Regions from separate parts of the Homo sapiens genome. Here region 1 is linked to region 2. A link is an interaction called in ENCODE POLR2A ChIA-PET data of the cell type or tissue named here. Cell type or tissue: Caco-2. All regions are shown on one strand. Each heading gives the region's core, and the rest is flanking DNA. Links, peaks and the distances in the headings are about the cores only. Region 1 overlaps LOC105378350 (a long non-coding RNA gene). Region 2 overlaps CDH23 (cadherin related 23).

What was found. Peaks named below come from ENCODE experiments on the same cell type or tissue, not always from the same donor. Only the 100,000 strongest peaks of a DNase experiment are listed, where the experiment ranks them.
Region 1: POLR2A ChIA-PET joins it to region 2 with 6 read pairs; 2 of 35 experiments call an interaction of 5 or more read pairs at or near these places.

The regions. Positions count from the first base shown.
Region 1 is chr10:70,985,039-70,995,958 of GRCh38, reverse strand. All of the region lies in intron 1 of LOC105378350 (a long non-coding RNA gene), which reads right to left. Among named protein-coding and RNA genes, the nearest start is that of LINC02622, 51 kb to the right of the region's middle. In Caco-2, for the core only: no CTCF peak of the experiment used is centred there; DNase peaks (open chromatin) are centred at 4,438, 5,118 and 6,908.
Region 2 is chr10:71,451,207-71,459,206 of GRCh38, reverse strand. All of the region lies in intron 3 of CDH23 (cadherin related 23), which reads right to left. Among named protein-coding and RNA genes, the nearest start is that of CDH23-AS1, 57 kb to the left of the region's middle. In Caco-2, for the core only: no CTCF peak of the experiment used is centred there; no DNase peak of the experiment used is centred there; H3K27me3 peaks cover 185 bases.

The sequences.
Region 1 (10,920 bases), core at 1,348-9,347, 460 kb after region 2:
TCTGCAGGCATGGCCAGAGGACAAGCTATTCAGGTGGCTGTGCATCACGGTGGGGAGCAGCAGGGCTGGGTGGGTCAAGCTGGGAGCCCAGAGACAGACTGTGAGTGGCCCAGGATCACTCACTCTCTTTAAAATCTGGAAAGCCCTGTAACTGAAGTCCTTCCTAAGTCATTGTCAGATCTTGCTTTTCTCCCTTCAATTTCATTTTTTCTGTTTGATTCTCAGAAAAGGGGGAAAGTACCATTTTATATCAGCTATTTATATACCCCAAAATCTTATTACATTCTTCCCAAGAACGCTGTGACAAAGCCAAAAGGCAAATAACAAACTGGAAAAAAAACATTTTTACCATATATGAAAGACAAAGGGTTAACAGTCTTAATACAAAGAGCACTTCAAACCATTGGGAAAAGATAAACTAGGAATTCACAAATTCAAAGAGCCAATAAACCAGAAGGAAAATTAGAAAAATTGTCAACTTCACTAATAATTCATGACATGCAAACTCAAATAATAGTAAGATGCAACTTAACACGTAGCAAATTAGCAAAGATTCGCTCAATCCAGTGTTGGTTTGTGTGTCGGGAAAAGCGCATCATGATGGTATACTGTGGGTATGAGTGAGAAGTGGCACATCCTTCTCCAGGTGGGGGCGATTGGGCTGTCAAACCTGAGACTCTTTAACACAGGCATACTCTTCAACCCAGTGATCCTACTCCTAAGTATTAATCTGAAGAAATGCCTCAAGGATGTGTATCTAAATGTTAATCAAGTGTTCTTAAGAAGTGCCTGGTTGCCCAGTGATTAAGCTTTAGTCAAATGATTCCAGGTGCCGCCACACAATGGAATACCTTGAGCCATGAAGAATGATGCATACACACCATCACGTCTTTAGACCATCTTTAGACAGACTCAGAAAACTGCTAATAGTGGGGGTCCCTTCAGAGGCAAATGAGGGGTGGAGAGACAGGGATGGGAGGGGAATTCATTTTCCATTCTGTTCTCTTTTGTACTGTTAGACTTATTTATCACATGCATGTATTAACCAGTGAAAATAAAATTAATTACAAATGATATAGAAATCTATTTTTGTCAAAAGATAATAAAGTTTGGATGGCTGTCTATAAAGTGTGAGCCAGAGTTATTGGTGGAGGGAACTCCCACCTGTCTCTACACTTTGGCCCCTCTTCCCACCCTCTCCTCTCCTCCACCTCATAAGCGAGGAGGAGTTTAACTGAGAGTGGTCCAAGCCTAGGATATTTGGGGGCCACCTTCACTAGGGGGCAAGGTCACTGCACTGAACAGCCACTAGTGAAGCACTTCTTCCACCCCTGTCCCAGGCTGCAGAAGGCAGGTCGGTCCTGCCCCAAAGAGGCTGCCGGCTTTGATTTCGTGGGAAAGGGGTAGAAAGCCCCTCAAAGGCTTCAGGCCTGGGCCATATTCTCCATCCTATCCCTTACCAGGGTTCCACATTCATTCATAAATCTACTCATAGAGTAGCAATTGGAATCTCATCCGGCCACTGTTTCTTGTATACAAGTTCCTCGATCAGAATTCCGCACGGGGTTGGGGAAGGGGAGTTGTGATCTGGGAATTTCTGGGTGCTTGGCTCTATCTAGTATCATAACAACCCAGAAACTTCACCCAGAACTCAGAACCATTCTCTCTGGGTAATGGGATATTATAGGATATTTTAATTTTCATGTTTGTGCCAGTCTGCTTTTCCTAATCTTTTCAATATTTAGTAATTCTTAAATTTTTTTTCCAAAGAAAAAGAACGGGAAAATCCCCTCTGGGACAACCTTGCTGAAGACAGGGCCCTGGTCAATGTTTTTCGCAAGATAGACACCTGCCCCACAACTTCCTTTTAATCAGGTCATCGAATTCTCCCAAGAAGTCTTTTGTGGACATCAAATTGCCTCTGTGCTTGGAAGGGATTAGGAAATGCCAGTTTTTATCCCAGGGGATTGGTTTTTGGAAGAACCATGTCTTCTGAAGACCAGAGGGGCTGTGAGAGAGAGTATTCGAGTCAACACGTATTAATGCCTGACATTTGTACAACATCCTGCGATTTACAGAGATCGTCCACATCCATTATCCCCTTTGATCCTCCTACAAACCCTGGGAGAAGGAGACCTTCCTCCTGGGAATGGGAAATAAATTATTAGTAATCCCATTTGACTCACAAGGAAACTGAGGCACAGAGAGGTTAATTGCCCTAGGTGGTAGAGCCCGGCTATAGACACAAGCACTCTGCCTCTGAATCCCACACCCTTGCACTGTATTCTCCCCAAGCTGAGTGAGGTGAGCAAAGTGCCTAACCCTCCTGAACCTCAGTTTTTCCATCTGACAAGTGGGAAAAATAATAGTACCTTCTGCCCTAGGGTTGTTGTTAGAGTTAATTGAGTTAATATGTGTGATGTCTTTTTTTAAAAAAAAACAGATTTAGGGGATACAAGAGCACTTTTGTTATATGAATATATTGCATAGTGATGAAAGCCGGGAATATGTGTCATATCTTAAGACTGCGTCTAGCAGGTAGTAAGTATTCAATAACTGAACGATTATTAAAGGTGGAATCTCCCAGGTGTGTGCCACACCAAGTCCTAGTCTTGCTCACCATGCCGGTCTGCAGCCTGCCTATTTGCTGAGTGCCTCCTCTGCACAGGGCTCTGCAGGGAGAGAGAACTAGACAAGGTAGAGGGACTGCCTATAAGAAGTTCACCCTCTAGCAGGACAGAGGCATTTACACACCCCAGCCCAGTAACTAGGCACAACAAAGGCATTGAGACTGCGGGGCAGAAGGCTTTATTCTTCTTTGGAAGAAGGATTCTGGGAAGGCTTCCTGGAGGAGGTGCTGAGGCACCTGGCTGATGTGATCCTCCAGGATGAGGACTGAGTTCCAGTAATGGAAGGATAGAGGGTGGCCTGACAGATGTGGTCCATTTCTGGCCACAGTAAGGATGTTTTCCCCTTCTCCACCCAGCACAAAATGGGAGGCAAATAATAGCTTGGGAGATGTCGCTTCTTGGAGCCACTTCCCCTGTTGCAAATCAGATAGCCAGGCCAGGTGTAGTGATGTAGGGTCTATGGGGTTGGATAGAGAGGAAAGGAAACATACCAGCAGCCTCTCCCTGCCGTCTCCCGCCACAGCCTTGCCATGCCCAGCAAGCTTTCCAAAGTCAGGCTACCCTGTACAGGTGCCAAAGTCTGTGGACGGAGGCTCTCAACAAAGAGACAGAATGGTGAGCGGGTGGAAGCTGCCTTCCCCTCCCTATGCCACCACACCCCGTTGTTCCCATCCTCACCATGGGCACTCCAGGCCTTCACCCTTCAGAACTGGCTCTCAGGAAAGGCTCCAAAGAGCTGGATGCCACTGAGGGAAAAGTGTCCGCAACCCCTGTGACTCCAGAGGAGTCTGTAGATCCAGGGGAACACGCACACCTACCCTTAGTCAGCCCGAGAACACTGCTTCCCTGTGGAGCCCAGAGGAGCACTCAGTCCTGCTTGCAGCTGTGGGGCCTTGAGCAAGTCAGCGAACCTCTCCAGGGTCCGTGCTCCTCACCTACGGGGGCTGGGAAGGAGCCTGCTTACTCCTGTTGCCCTAGCATAACAGGTACTGCCTGACAGCCTCAAAACTGTTCCGGTTTGGATGATAAAGTGCACAGTCTCGCTAGATTACCTGTGAAGTGGGACTAGTCACACTCTGTATTGGGGAATCCAATGAGATAATCATGGAAATACTTTGCGCTGGCCAACTGTGATACATTCTGTTTTGGAAGGGGTTAAAATAGTATTGGATGTTTTTAAAAAGTCAGTCTTAATTTAATATCTGAAAGAGGCACTTTTGAAATAATGATAACTAGTGTGCTCTCTAATTCTGCTGGTACTTTTTCTGAACAAGAATATTCCATGCAGCCGGGCACTGTGGCTCACACCTGTATTCCAGCACTTTGGGAGGCCGAGGTGGGTGGATCACTTGAGCCGCCCGAGTCCAAGACCGGCTTGACAAACATGGCAAAACCTTGTCTCTACTAAAAAATACAAAAATTAGCTGGGCGTGGTGGCGCATGCCTGTGATCACAGCTACTTAGGATTTGCTTGAACCTGGGAGGCAGAAGCTGCAGTAAGCTGAGATCGTGCCTCTGCACTCCAGCCTGGGCAACAGAGTGAGACTCTGTCTCGAAAAACAAAAAAAAAAAAAAAAAAAAGAAAGAAAGAAAAAGAAAAAAGAATATTCCATGTGTTTAGTTCAACCCTACTTGCAACTCCTTCATACTGTAGGCAAAGTTAGCGGAAGAGCCTTGGGAAAAGCACAGGGGCACACTATACATCTTGGTCTAAGAGAATATGTTGCAACCTCTATTGTATGTTTTACTGTGGCCTTGCAGACAAATTCCAAAACCTGCTAGCTTGTGGAGGGTTCAAAGGCCAGTCCCCTCCCCAGGACTTGCTGCTGGAGCCAGGTTACACCTGTGCAAGAGAGCTGGTTGTTAAAACTTCAGAAATTTCAAGAACCAGTTGATGGTTGGTAGCTGGAAACTGGCCGTGGTGGGAGCATTTACACCACAGAAATTGGCACACATGACAAAGCAGGGCTTCCCCTCCGCCTCCTGGAGATCAGACTGTTAAATATTTAGCCACATGCCACTACTGAACGCCCACAATATTTAGCAATCTGTGACAAGAGACTGAGAAGGAGGTCCCATCTTAATCCCAGGGCTAACATGTGTGCTGCCTCATTTCATTTCCTCTCCCCACTATTTCTTTCCAGCCCTGGACCGGTGAGGCCCAGGAGCTCCCACTTTGCTGTGGGATCGCGAGGGAGGAGACTGCAGTTTGATGTAAAACATGTTTAGCTGCAGGAACTCTCCAGGGTGTAGAGGCCTGAATTAATGGCATCTGGGGTGCCCAGTGTCTAGCGGGGTGCCCTTCCCCCAGCTCTCCTGTCTGCCCAAGTGTCCACACTGCCTGAGATGTACAATGTGTGCCTGCAGGCTCATCTCCTCAAACAAATAAGCCTGGGTGTGGGTGCTTAGGCATTTCTTTCCCAACAGACCTCCTGCCAGGGATGCAAACCCTGGGTAAGGAAACAGCATCCGGCCACAACCCGACCACCGCCCGCCCTGGACCCAGGCGCTAGAGAGGAGGCAGCACTAGATGCCCAGAGCAGGGATCCTGGCTCTGGTCCCATCTTGGCCAGTGCCATGCCCACCACCCTCCCTCCCCAATCCTCTGTCTGCCTTTCTGTAAAACAAGACAAAGGAGAAGGAGGCACTTTTACTTTCTCAACAGTCACCCCGGGAATTCCTCTTGGGGACCACGCTGTATTTATTTGGAGAAATAATATGTTGGTCTGCCTCTTGGGTTGAGGAATGAGACTCCGAGGAACATGTTAATATCACAAAATATGGTCCCTGAGCTGCCTTCTCACAGAGCCTGGGTCCTATTCACAGTGCCCTTTGGTGCGCTGCGCCTGATGCTGGGTCTGAGTTTGTTATTTGGGGGCAGGAGCCTCGTCAAACATAAAATGCTCTACATAATTAGCGGGCAGGAAATGGCAGATCCTGGGGGGATGTGGAGGGCCAGGGGGCAGGCTTGTGAAGAGGAAGCTTGAGAGTCTGACACTTGGTGGAGACAGAGGAGATAAAAACAGACCATCGTCCGGCCGCAGTGGTTCACACCTGTAATCCCAGCACTTTGGGAGGCCGAGATGGGCAGATCATGAGGTCAGGAGATTGAGACCATCCTGGCTAACATGGTGAAACCCCATCTCTACTAAAAATACAAAAAAATTAGCTGGACATGGTGGCGGGCGCCTGTAGTCCCAGCTATTTGGGAGGCTGAGGCAGGAGAATGGCGTGAACCCAGGAGGCGGAGCTTGCAATGAGCCGAGATCACGCCACTGCACTCCAGCCTGGGCGACAGAGAGAGACTCCGTCTCGGAAAACAAACAAACAAACAAACAAACAAACAAAACAACAACAACAAAAAAACCAGACCATCGAACCCAGTGGTGCCAAGTCAGAGAAGGAACTTCAGCTAGGGAAGACAAAGCTCATGGGGGTTTTCTTTTAAATGTCCTATTGAAGGATAACACACAAAGACAAAGCACACAATCACACTGCCACCGTTCAATGGATCGTGGCAAAGTGAAGACGTGCAGAGCAAACTTCCAGGTCAGACACAGGACACTGCGGGATTTGCATGCCTTTCCCAGGAAACTATCTCCCCACAAAGCAACCGCCGCAGAGATTGTCTTTGCCTGCCTCTAACGTCGCAGAAACAGAATCATACAGGTGTGTTATTTCGTGTCTGGCTTCTTTATCTCAGCGTTTTCTCTGTGAGTTTCAGCCATGTTGCTGCACTGTAGCTATAGCTTTTTTATCCTCATCCCATGGAGTATTCCACTGGCTGAGTAGCTCACGGTTTACTTACCTATTCTACCTGGAAGAGAATGTGGGTCATTCCCATTTTTGACAATTATGCACAGTGCTGCTGCTCTGAACGTTCTTTTGTTGAACACATGTACACGCTGCTGCTGGCGCGTGCTCAGGAGTGGAAGGCCTGGCTCATGGTCTGTGTATGTGCAGCTTGCAGGACAGTTTTTCTAAAGTTGCTGTGCAAGTTCACATCCCACCAGCTGTGAGGGAAAGACCCAGCTGCGGTATGCACCAACCCACACTGGGCCTTGTCTGTCTCTCTCATGATCATCTTCCTGGTGGGTCTAAGGAGGTGACTGCTGTCACCTCCATTACATTTCCAGGGAAGTCCATGGAGCTCACAGACACCCTTGGACAAGGGATTCTTTCCGGTAAGTCAAAGGGGTGCCAAGCTAAACCTTCAACTAGGCCATGGAGGGAAGGCAGAGGCCGTTCTCATGGAAGTGGGAGCAGAGGCTGAGAAGGGGTCTGACCTCTGGATTCCAGAGGGGAGTGGCTCCATGAACCCCACCCTCCAACTCCTAAGTTCCCAGGACTCCTGAAATTCCTGCCTCGCACACACAGCTGGCTCTCAGGAAACTGCCTCTTGTCTCTGATTGCCACACCCAGTCTGTGGGGTGCACTCATCTCTCTATCTCCTGCCCCTCCTTGATACCCTCAATCTCTGCAACCCCAGACCCAGGCCCAGAGTAGGAGGCAGTAACGGCCAAGCCCAGTGCCTGCCAGTCATCATGATGATGTGCAGCTGAAACTCCAGCGGGACCTCAGGCTGCATAAATAGAGGCACAGTACCCAGAACAAGGAGGGGACAGACCCACTCTCCACCTCTCAGGCCCAGGACCAGACTCCCCTCTGCCTGAGACGCACACAGACTACCCAAAAGACACCCAAGGTGGAGCGGCCATGACGTCACTCGAGTAGGCAGTACTTCCTGAGCTCATTCTGGGTGCCAGGCCCAGCTCCAGGTGCTAGGGACACCTCTGAACAACAGGGACCAGTACCATGCCTTTGTGGGAGATAGGGCCTAGTGATGCAGAGCTTTAAAACCCCGGAATAAGGTTACTTCTGGAATTACTGAGAACTGTGAAGTAATTGAAGAAGAATGGTGGAAAAGAGCGTGGCTAGAGTGCGAGGGGTGGCACAGCAGCTGGAAGTAGGAAGGTCAGGGGAAATGTCATCTCTCAGGAGGTGACATTGGGAGGGAAATCCAGAGAGGAGGAGCCAGAGAGAAGAGGCTGGGGAAAGCATTCCAGGCAGAAGGAACTACAAGTGCAGAGGCCTGGAGGCAGGAAAAAGCTTGGAATTTTCTGGAATCTGACAGAAGGCTAAAGGGTAGGGGTGTGGGGACAGTGGTGAGGAGTGAGGAGAGAAGGTATTTAGAGGCCTGATTGGGCAGAGCCTCAAAGGCTGCCTTAAGAGGTTAAATTTCATTCTAAGGTCAACAGAAAGCCTCTGAAGGAAACATTTAGAAAAGATGTGGCAGACACCCGGCATCCTGGCCTTGCTATCTCAGCTGCAGCCTGGTAGGCCTCATGCTGGCGGGGTCCATCCTCGGGACACCTGCACACCCTCAGGACGTGTTCAGCCTCAGGGCTTTCTCTGACACCTGGGGAGCCCCTGCGCCTGCACGGGAGCTTAGTCCCCAAATGCAGGGGAATAAGCTCCTGCACAGCCACACTCAAACACAGGACCAAGCCCATGGATAAACGCTCCAGTGCCCATGCTGCTTCAGGGGCAACCCTGGAGGCCTTCTGCATGTTTCTTGAGAGACCCGGCAGAAGCAAGCCCCCCAGCTCATGGCGGCAGCCTCAATAACACACTCTTCCATCAGCTCCTCCTCCTTCCCCTCCTCACGCTCCAGATACTTCCATGATACCTCCCGGGATCACCGCCCAGCTCAGCCACCTGCACCCAAACCGCTGCCATGGTCTCTTCTTGATGGGAGGCCATGGCGCCATCCCACTGATGCTCTTGTTGATGCAGAGTGGGCAGTGGGTAGGAGGGGGAAGGTGGGAAGCCCAGAGGCCGGTCAGGGGCTCCCCTGGTCGTGCAGGAAGAAATGGGGTGGCCTGGATCACAGTAGTGGAGGTGGAGTGGAGGTTGCATCCAGGCTGTGTTTTAAAGACTGTACTTGGTGATGGTTTGGATGTGCTCAACCAACAAGACTTTGAGGATCCAGGACTGTTTTGCTTGAGCAAGTGGAGATTCGGGTAGCACTTACCGCCTGCACCCTCCACCCCAGCCACAGTGTGAAAGATTGTCCTGGAGAAGAGACTCGACCATAGGCAGACAGGCCATAGGCTTCAGCAATGAGGACAGGGGACTGGCAGGTAATGAGTGTCAAGCTTATGCCAAGCACACACTCATCTGCCTATCCCCAGCCTCATGTGGTCCCTGGGTGCTTGACTGCAAGGTGCTTAGTGACACACCAGGTCTCAAAGGCTTAGAATAAGAAGAGAATGAGAAATATCTTGTTAATGCTTTTTTACATTAAATATATTTTGAAATAATATTTTAGATATATTAGATTAAATGCATGTATTATTAGAAATTAATTTCACCTGTTTGTTTCTTTTCACTTCTTTAATTGGGCCCCTGGACAATATAACACTACGCACCTGCCTTACATCTGAGGCCCACATCCTATTTCTATAGGCTGGAGCTGGGCTAGAGGGTGTGCGTCCACTGAACACTCAGGCCACGCGACATCATGTGAGGAGACTGCTCCTGCCCATTTCCAAGCAGCAAGGCTGAAGTTCAGAGAAAGCAAAGCTCCGAAGTCCAAGCTTCTTTCTACACTGCGTGCCCCTTAAGGGGCAGTAGCTTTTTATACTAGAGTTTCTACACTGCCAGGGTAAGGGCTCAAGCACCGGACAGAGGAGGCAAGTTTAGGGTGATTGACCTTGAAGGTCACTTCCAGCCCTGACACTGTGCTTGGGTGTCGGTGGAGGGACGTAAGGACCCTTCTCCCCTCCCCCATCACTCTCCAGGGGCCTCCTGACCCCAGGACGACTAATGGTTCCTCAGCCCCACCTTCCCACCCACTGGGCTCCACCCGCCCTCTTCCCACTGTATCAATCCCCTGAGTAATTTATGAGAGCCATCAAAGTTAATTAATGCCGTAGTTACGAAGCCATCCCAATGTAATTATTGTGTAATTGGATTATAACTTAGGTAATTTCTGACAAAGCACCTAATACTTATGCAAGAAAGCCAGGGATTTTTGCCGAGTGATTGATGGGGGTGTCCGGGCCAGATGGGGAGGTTAGGGGCTGTGTATGAGGTTGGGGAGGCTCCCCGGGAGGAAATCACAGCTTTCAGGCTGAGGCATCCTGTCTGAGCTGGAGGGGAGAAAGGCAGGTGTGTGTGGGCTCCTCACCCTCAGCCTCAGGCCTTCCCTCAAGGCGGGACTGGTTTGGGCCCACCTGCAGCCTCCTTCCTCCCTGTTAGCTCTGCCTCCACCTTCAGGCTAATTTGCAGCAGCTTTAGTCCCACCCAACACCACAGTGACCTGTTTATTCAAACTCAACTGCCAAGTCACCTTCCCCACCCAGCCCTGCTCTGGCCTGTTCCATGAGCGAGGCCCTATTTGGTCTGGCATGACTCTGCCTGCCAGCTGCTCCAGGGCCACAGGTGGTTGGACAGTCAGCGACAGGAAGGAAAGTGGTCAGCCACACGCAGAGAGAAGCAGACACAAGGTGGAAGTGGCTGAGCTGTAATCCTTAAACTCTTGAAGGTGTTACCAGAAAGGGGCCTGATCAGACCCCAAGAGAGGGTTCTTGGATCTCGCACAAGAAAGAATTCTGGGCGGGTCCATACAGTAAACTAAAAGCAAATTTATTAGGAAAGTAAATGAATAAAAGAATGGCTACTCCGTAAGCCCTCAGGGCTACTGGTCACTCATTTTTATGGTTACTTCTTGATTATATGCTAAACAAAGGGTGGATTATTCATGAGTTTTCAGGGAAAGGAGTGGGCAATTCCTCGAACTGAGGGTTTCTCCCTTTCTTAGACCATGTAGGGTAACTTCCTGACATTGCCGTGGCATTTGGAAAATGTCATGGTGCTGGTGGGAGTGTAGCAGTGAGGACAACCAGAGGTCACTCTTGTTGCCATCTTGGTTTTGGTAGGATTTAGCCGGCTTCTTTACTCCAACTTGTTTTATCAGCAAGATCTTTATGACCTGTATCTTATGTTGACCCCCTTTCTCATCCTGTGACTTAGAATGCTAACTTACTGGAGTAAATGTTCTTTACTCCAGCCTGTTTTATCAGCAAGATCTTTACGACTGTATCTTATGTTGACCCCTTTCTCATCCTGTGACTTAGAATGCTAACTCGCTGGGAATGAAGCCCAGCAGGTTTTAGCCTTATTTTACCCAGGCCCTATTCAAGATGGAGTTGCTCTGGTTTAAACGCCTCTGACAAAAAGGTGACCCAGGCCCTCCACTGCCTGGGACCAACAGCCTTCTAGACCC
Region 2 (8,000 bases), core at 1-8,000:
CTGAGATGGGAGGATCACTTGAGCCCAGGAGGTCGAGGTTGCAGTGAGCTGTGATCTTGCCACTGCGTGCCAGCCTCGGTGACAGAGCAAGACCCTATCTCACAAAAAAAAAAAAAAAAAAGGCCAGGTGTGGTGGCTCACACCTGTAATCCCAGCACTTTGGGAGGCCAGGGCGGGCTGGATCACAAGGTCGAGATCGAGACCATCCTGGCTAACACGGTGAAACCCCGCCTCTACTAAAAATACAAAAAATTAGCTGGGCATGGTGGCAGGTGCCTGTAGTCCCAGCTACTTGGGAGGCTGAGGCAGAAGAATCGCGTGAACCCGGGAGGTGGAGCTTGCAGTGAGCCGAGATCGCGCCACTGCACTCCAGCCCAGGAAACAGAGCGAGACTCCATCTCAAAAACAAAAACAAAACAAAACAAAAAACCCTTACTTTAATCTTACTTTAATTTTACTTTAATTAACTTACTTAATTCTCACTGCAGCTCTATTAGTAAATACAGTGTGATCATTATCCACAATTTTGAACTGAGTAAACTGGGACAGAGAGAGGTGAAGTAGCTGGTGATACAGTCCACACTTGCTAAAGATGCAAAGGAGGGCTTCTTGGAAGAGGAAGCATTTAAAGATGAATTGCTCAATAAAAACAATGTCCACCATTTGTACAGCTATTTCACTTCTAAAGCTCTTTCATTAGCTCCCTATGAGGTTGTCCAGGCAAGTATGATCATCTCAATTTCCAGAAGAGGGAAACGAGGTTCAGAGAGGTTAAGGGACTTGCCTGTGGTCACACGCTAATAAGTGGCAGAGCTGGCATTGAAACCCAGGCCTTGTGCCTCCCACTCCATGCACTGTGCTCAGATGTGGAAAGGAGGAAGGGAAGGCACATGGGTGAGGGGACCTTCAAGGAAATCCTTGCACCAAAGAACAACTTTCCTGGCCATCCAAGCCCTTTCTTGGTCAAGGGCTGACAGAACAACTTGATCTCCTATTCCAGACAAAGCTGTTGTTGGACAGTCAGGCTCACAGGTCCCCTGAGGGGTGTAAAGAACAGTCCTGATGAGGGGAGTGATGACAAGTTCAAAGTCGGCTCTGCCTGCCCGTCTCCTCAGCCAGCTGGAGGGTATTCAGCTCTTGTAAATTACACCTTTGCCAGTTACTAGGGAGTCCAAGTGTTCTCGGTTGGCTGCAAGCTCAGCACATCCTCGTCCCAATGGCACACCTGTGCCAGGCTCATGTGTCAGCCCCCCACCCCTGCAAAGGGGGTGCCTGCTTCCTGGCCACTGCACAGCTGGACGAGACCCCCACCGCCATCACCACTGGTCACTGGAAAAGGCTGTGGACCCAGGAGCAAGCAAGCTGACTAATCTCATACTTTCATCTATTTTCCCCAAAGTCATTTTCAGCACTCTTGCTAACTCTGCATAGTATATCCAGCAAGGAATGCATCTTCTGAGAAACAGGGAAGCAAGGGCTGAACAGGGAAATTGACTTGCCCAGGCTCACACGGTTGCATAGGGGCAATGCCAGGCCTGGGACTCAGGCACCGGCCCCAGTCCGGGGCCTGGTCTCCCAGATTGAGCTGGGCTGGCCAACCTCCCCTCCTTAGGAGCAGCTGCTCCTTCACCCAGCACCTGCCCCATGTGGACCCTTGGCCACTGAGGCTCTTTCCTAGGTAACAGACTGAGGAAAGACCCTACACAATCCTGGGAGGCAGCATTGCAGGGCGGTAAGAGTGTGGTCATTGGAGATTGAATACGTGGAATTCAAATCCTGACTCTACTGCTTACTGGCTATGGGACCTTGGGCAGCTTGCTGGATCTCTCTCTGAGCCTGGAACAAGGTGATCGTACTAGAACAGATTTCCTGTCATCACTGTAAGGGTTAAACAAGATTGTGCAGGTAACCTAACTAGTAAAACACAGGGGCTAAATAATTACTATTGTTATTTTCATTTTTAACCACAACAACTTCAAGACACAACACAAATTGCTTGCCTCACAGCTGGTCAGCCTGTTCCATTGCCTTCTTGTGAAATGCCTCCCCTCCAGCTTCAGCCTATCAAAACCCAACCAATCAAGGCCACCTCTACTATGAAGATTTCTCTGTCCCTGTGCCCAGGATGAGTTTCTTCCTCCTCGGGGCATTAGCAAGGCTCTGTAGTTCATGCCTCCCACTTGCCTGGTGTGAGGTGGTCATTTACCATTGGTTCTCTTCTCCACTCCAGACTGGAGCTCCTTAAAAGCAAAGACCTACATACAGAATCCCAGACTTGTGGTTAAGTGCACAGGCTTTGGGGCCAGAGGGCGATAGGTTCAGGTTCAATTTTGACTCTACACAAGCTGTGTGAGCCTGTGTGAGTTACTTAACCTCTCTGAGCCTCTGCTCCTCAACTGCAAAATGAGGGTTATAAGACTCACTTTTTTGCTGTTAGAATTCAACGAAGCAATGTGTATGAACGGCTGATCTAGAGAGATTAAGTATGTAATAAAAGCTAGTCACTATTTCCCCAGTTATCTCTAATGTGCATGTCCCTACCCCACCCCCCAGCACAGGCTGGCACAGGTGTTCAGTGCCTGGCATTAATGGCATGCTCACACGACAGGTGGCACATCATCATTATCATTAGTGTTATTATGGCCGCATCCAAAACACCAGCCCCGCCCCATACCCACACCTGTGTGTTGAGGGGCAGTCCATAGCCGGGGCTGCCACAGGCTCCAGATGTGCCCAGACAGGGACCGCTTGGGAGTGGCTACAGCCCAAAGGACCCCCAAGAAGACACAGTCTGTTCTATCACCTTAGAGGGCCTATGCTGCCCTGGATAATGGCAGAGAGGAAGCAAGGACGCAGAAGCACCCAAGCCCTCCTGGGGGTTCTGTCAGTCATCCCCCAACTCCTAGAAGGGAGAGAAAAGTCCTCCCTTCTGTGAGGGCACCAAGAGCCCAAAGCCCTGGGTCCCTTGGTTCCAGCACCGATCACCTGGATGGATACTAGATCACCTCCTTCCTCCAAAACCACAGCCCACTTGCCAACAGCCCCAGGAAGCCTCCAGGCTACCCTCCCTTCCCCTCCTTAAGCGCTCTAGCTCCAGATCCCAGCAGCTGCGAGGCACCTGGAGACTCTTCTCCAAACTTCAATTCCCGAGCTCACAGCCCACCAACCCAGGAGGACGCCCCTTCTTGCCCAGGCCTGGAGGCACCAGTGACTGCCTGGACAGAAACCCTGGAATTCCCTCTGCAGCTGGTGTGCGAAGTCAGGGCAGCTGCAATCCGGACCCCAGCAGTAACTCACTAGGGACCCTGGGCAATCGCCCCATTCTCCACCTCAGTTTCTCCATCTGTGCAACTGTTTGTCTAACAAAGTGGTCACAAACTGTCCGACAGGAGGCCCCAGGGGTTTTTCATGGGTCCTCTGATTTAATATAGGAGTGAATGCACAGGTGGAAAATACAGGCTCTTTCACCCCTCACTGCTACCCGTGACTTTAATTTCTACCAAAGATGGTTCTTCTTCCTTAGCACCTGTTACAATTGAACATACTGTATATATTTTTTTCTATGCTGCTTTCTGCCTGCTCCCCGCTCTAGAATGTCAGTTCCATGAGGACAGGGATTTTTGTCTCTTCTGTTCGCATGCACAATACCTGGAACAGTGTCTGATGCATAGAAGACACTCAAGGAAACATTTGTTGAACGAATGAATATAAGTATATATGTGCATCTGTCCGTCTACCTATCTATCTATCTAATCTATCTATCCTAGACTTCTGGGCAAGATTACATTTGCCCAAACAGTTCCACAGCTTAAAAAGAAGTTTAAAAATCATCTTAATTGCAGAAAAAAAAAACATTAGTGGGAAAGTTGATAAAATTTGCATAAACTCTCATTAATAGTATTACATCAAAGTCATTTTTCTGGTTTCCATAATTGTATCATGGTTATGCAAGATGTGAACATTATGGGGAGCTGGGTGAAGGGTATATGGGAACTCTGTACAATTTTCAACTTTTCCGTAAGTCTAAAATTATTTCAAAGTAAAAAGTTTAAAAATAAAATAAGGGGCCAGGTGCAGTGGCTCATGCCTGTAATCTCAGTGCTTTGGGAGGCCAAGGCAGGAGGATTGCTTAAAGCCAGGAGTTCGAGACTAGGCTGGGCAACATAGCAAGACTCCTATCTCACACACACAAAAATTAAAAATTAGCCAGGTGTTGCTTCATTAGCCTGTAATCAGCTACTTGAGAGGCTGAGGTGGGAGGATCACTTGAGTCCAGAAGTTTGAGGCTGCAGTGAGCCATGATTGCGCCACTGCACTCCAGCCTGGGCAATAGGGATCCTGTTTCTAAAAAAAAAAAAAAATAAAATGTAAAAAAAATATAGTATGTATTTATTTTAATATGTGTTAGGAAAAGCCAGTCAGCATCTCAGCCCTGGGATTTCACTCTGATGGTAGAAAATGGACATCTGTCTTTCTATGGAGGTGCTGTGTCCAGTTCCACCCCTCCTCTTTTTGGAGACTGTCCCATTGGGTGTAGCTGGGAGGGGCAGACAGTCACTATCCCCTGCCCCTTTGCAGCCTGAGCACAGACACATACCCAAGTTGGCTTGGCCACCTGGACACTGCTGCCCGTGCCATGAGTGGTAGAATTCATTCAGAGTGACAGCAGTGACCGGCTGGACAGATTGGCCAATTTCCAGTCTAGGTTCTTTTGTTGTGGTCAATTCCAAGAGCCTCCAGCAGCCTTCCAATAGAAAGGACAGCCAGAGGCAGTTTCTTCAGCGGGCAACCAGGAAGCTTGTCTGACACATTAAAGTTTCCTTTCGAAAATATGTTTATAGGAGCTTAAAAGCAAGCGAGCGAGTTTAAATTACAGCTTGGATTTCTATGGGCCAGACACAGTTCTAAGGGTTTTACAATTTGCTCGTTTAATATTCACATAAACCCAAAGAGGTAAACTGAACGTTATTCCCATTTTGCAGAAGAGGAAAGTGAGGTACACTGCTAGTAAGAGGCAGAGCTGGGATTCACATCCAGGCAGTCTGGGCCTCACTTTCTCCATCTTCAAAGTGGGAATGTTTGATAAAAACAGTGGCTCTCAAACTACAAGTCCATCCTGGGCCCTCTGAGAACACTTCAGGGGAGGGTGAAGGCAAAGGTGGACAATACAGACTGTTACACCCCCACTGTCTACCTCCCATCTTAACTCCAACCAAAGTTGATTATTTCTCCTGGGCACTTATTATTGTCTAACACCCCCTATATTTTTTTTCGTAGAGCTGATATCTATCAGGCTATACCACCTCTGTGAACACGGTGGGCAGAAAAGCCCTAACTATGCAGACAGCACACACCCAGCTGATGTCCGGGAGCCACTGGACTCCTCCCATCCCCGTCCCTTTAGCCCCACAATTCCTGTGGCTTTGCCACCAGCCCTCGCTGTGGGACAGCTCTGGGGTACCATGACCCCTCTCACCTGTGTCAATCTTAAGCAACCTTCTGGTTAAGAGAAAAATAATTCTCCCACTGTGGTTCTCCACCCTCTCCCAAGAGATGCTTCTCCTCTTTAAAGGGACATTGGGAGGAGGTTTCAGGGAGGAGGGACAGTTCCTTCTGGAGCACCAGGGCTGAAACTAGTCCCAGAAAAGTCCCCAATGCCTCCCAGACTCCTCTTTCACCTATGCCTCCGTGCCTGCCAGCATCTATGCTCGTCACTCCTGAGCCTTGGCTGCCCACAAAGCCCACCATCTGCCCTCCCTGGCCTCCCATTCAGCTCTACAGGGGCTGCTCCTGCGGGGAGTTGCCGGCCTGCTTGCAGGCGCACCGCTCCTCCGTCTGCAGAGACTGCCGATGCGGGGTCAGCCCACCTGAAAACTGCTCTCCCTGGGTCCAGAAGAAACAGCTGGGCATTGATGGAGTTTGGAGAGAAATTAATCAGCACCGACTGGCAGCAGTGCCAGGCGCTGCCTGGGACCAATCCATCCTAATGAATCCCGGGTTCCCACCTTAATGGCTCTTGACAAGACTAATTTACTCGTGTAGGTGATTAGCATGGCATGATCACCTTAATTGTGGCTTAAGATGCTTTTGGGGTGCTGGTGGTTCTGGCTGGGGAAGTCAGCTCCATGTGTACCAACCTCAGTGACAAAAGGAAGGACAGGGAGCCAAGGGGAGGGGACCCAGCAGGACATCTGACATCCACTCACCCATCCACTCATCTACCCACTCACCCACCAAGCACTTGCTGAGGCCGCCTTTGTGCCAGGCACCATGCTTGGTACAGAGATGGAGGCCCAGCTTGTTCCTCTGTCAAATGCAGATCATGCCATCTCTCCAGGACAATCACTGCAAGGTCTCACAGGAGGCCATGCACTTGAAGTGCCTAATAGAGGCTCGGGCAAGAGGCTGGCTGTCAACAAACCATAGCTCACATTAGCACTCCTCAGTCTTGTATAATAGAGACACTAAAATCGCTGTTAATTATAATGTCAATATTAATAAGATTAATAAGTAAAAATTAATAGACCAATGGGGAGTTCCACACAAATAGCCACGCTAGAGTGTGCTGAGGGCTTTCACAGATGCAGACAAAGCCAGCAGAAGGGCAGGCTGGGGAGGCTTCAGAAGCCTCTAAGCACAAGGGACATCTGAGCTGCAGCTTGAAAGAGGAGCAGGACTTTGCCAGGCAGGGAAGGGAAAGGGCACCCCTGGCCAAGGAAACAGCATGGTTGAGGGCACGGCAGTGCAACAGTGTGCGAGGTGTCAGTGCTGGGGGGCAAGGTGTCTGTGGAGAGTGGGGGCGACTCGCTGAGATACAGAGCTCTACTTCTTCCTGCAGGCACTCGGGAGGCTTCTGGCTGCGGGCGGTTACCACTGTGGCAGGAACCCTGCCCCCCTCCAGGGCATGGGGTATGAAGGTGGTGGCCAAGGTGCAGGGCCTCAATGCCCTCCAGGATCCCTTCTAGACCCCCTTGGTCAACTTGGTGTCTCCAAGCCAGGCTTCATGCTGCTACCTCTGCGTTCTTCCCCCAGGGCCAGCCATGGCTCAGGGCCCCAAGGTCCCCGGCAAATATTCTACATACAGCTCAGGCGGGCAGCTGGGATGATAAAAACAGGACCTCTGGCACAGCGCGGGCCTTGCCGTTCACAAGCATAGGCACGTACAGCATCTGTGCCATCTGCGGGAAAGTGCTCTCCTGGGCCCACTCCCTGGGCAGCCATCCCCATCGCCACCAACACCTCGCTCCCGACATGCCCTGGGGAGGGGAGCGCCTGGCCTGAGGCTCCAGGAGGGATGTTGAACAGGGCATGGAGCCAGCCCCCGGGTCCTGCCTTGGAAGATTCCCCTACATGCTCACCAAGTCCAGACATGCACTCCTTCCCTAAGTTCCAGGCGCACACCAGGCGCAGGGCTAGGCCCTGGGGACACAGTGATGGCCAGGCCACCTGGAGGCATTCACAGGCCAAGAAGGGAGCCAGAAGAGCAACTGAGTAACAGCAGCATCTCCATGGGGCTAACAGAGAGGATGGCCAGGCCCCGGAAAAAGCAAAGGGAGCAGCACTTAACCCCCAACAAGGAGACCCAGGAAGGCCACCCAGAGGCGGTGGCATCTGAAAGAGCCTGGTAAGCGCAGGTTCATAATGTTCCAGGTAGCAGGAACAACAGCTGCAAAGACCGTGAAGTGGGAGCTTGCCTTTCACACTTAGGGAACTAGAGGGAGACCAGCACAGATGAAGTAGAGCTAGCGAGGGGGATAGCGGGGTGGGGGCGAGGTCTGACAGGTGGCAGGTGCTGGGCTGCAAACAGCCTGGTTGCCATTGAGGAACACGGGCTTTTACTCCGTGTGGGAGGGAGAGACTTGAGCAGGCCTTGGAGCAGGCTCTGCCTCAGGCTGGGCAGGGCCATCCATGGCTGGGATAAAAAAGGCCGCAGCGTGGGTGAGGGCCGAGTCAGGGAGAACACTGAGACCTGAGGAAGCTGCTGGGGTAACTGGGCTTGG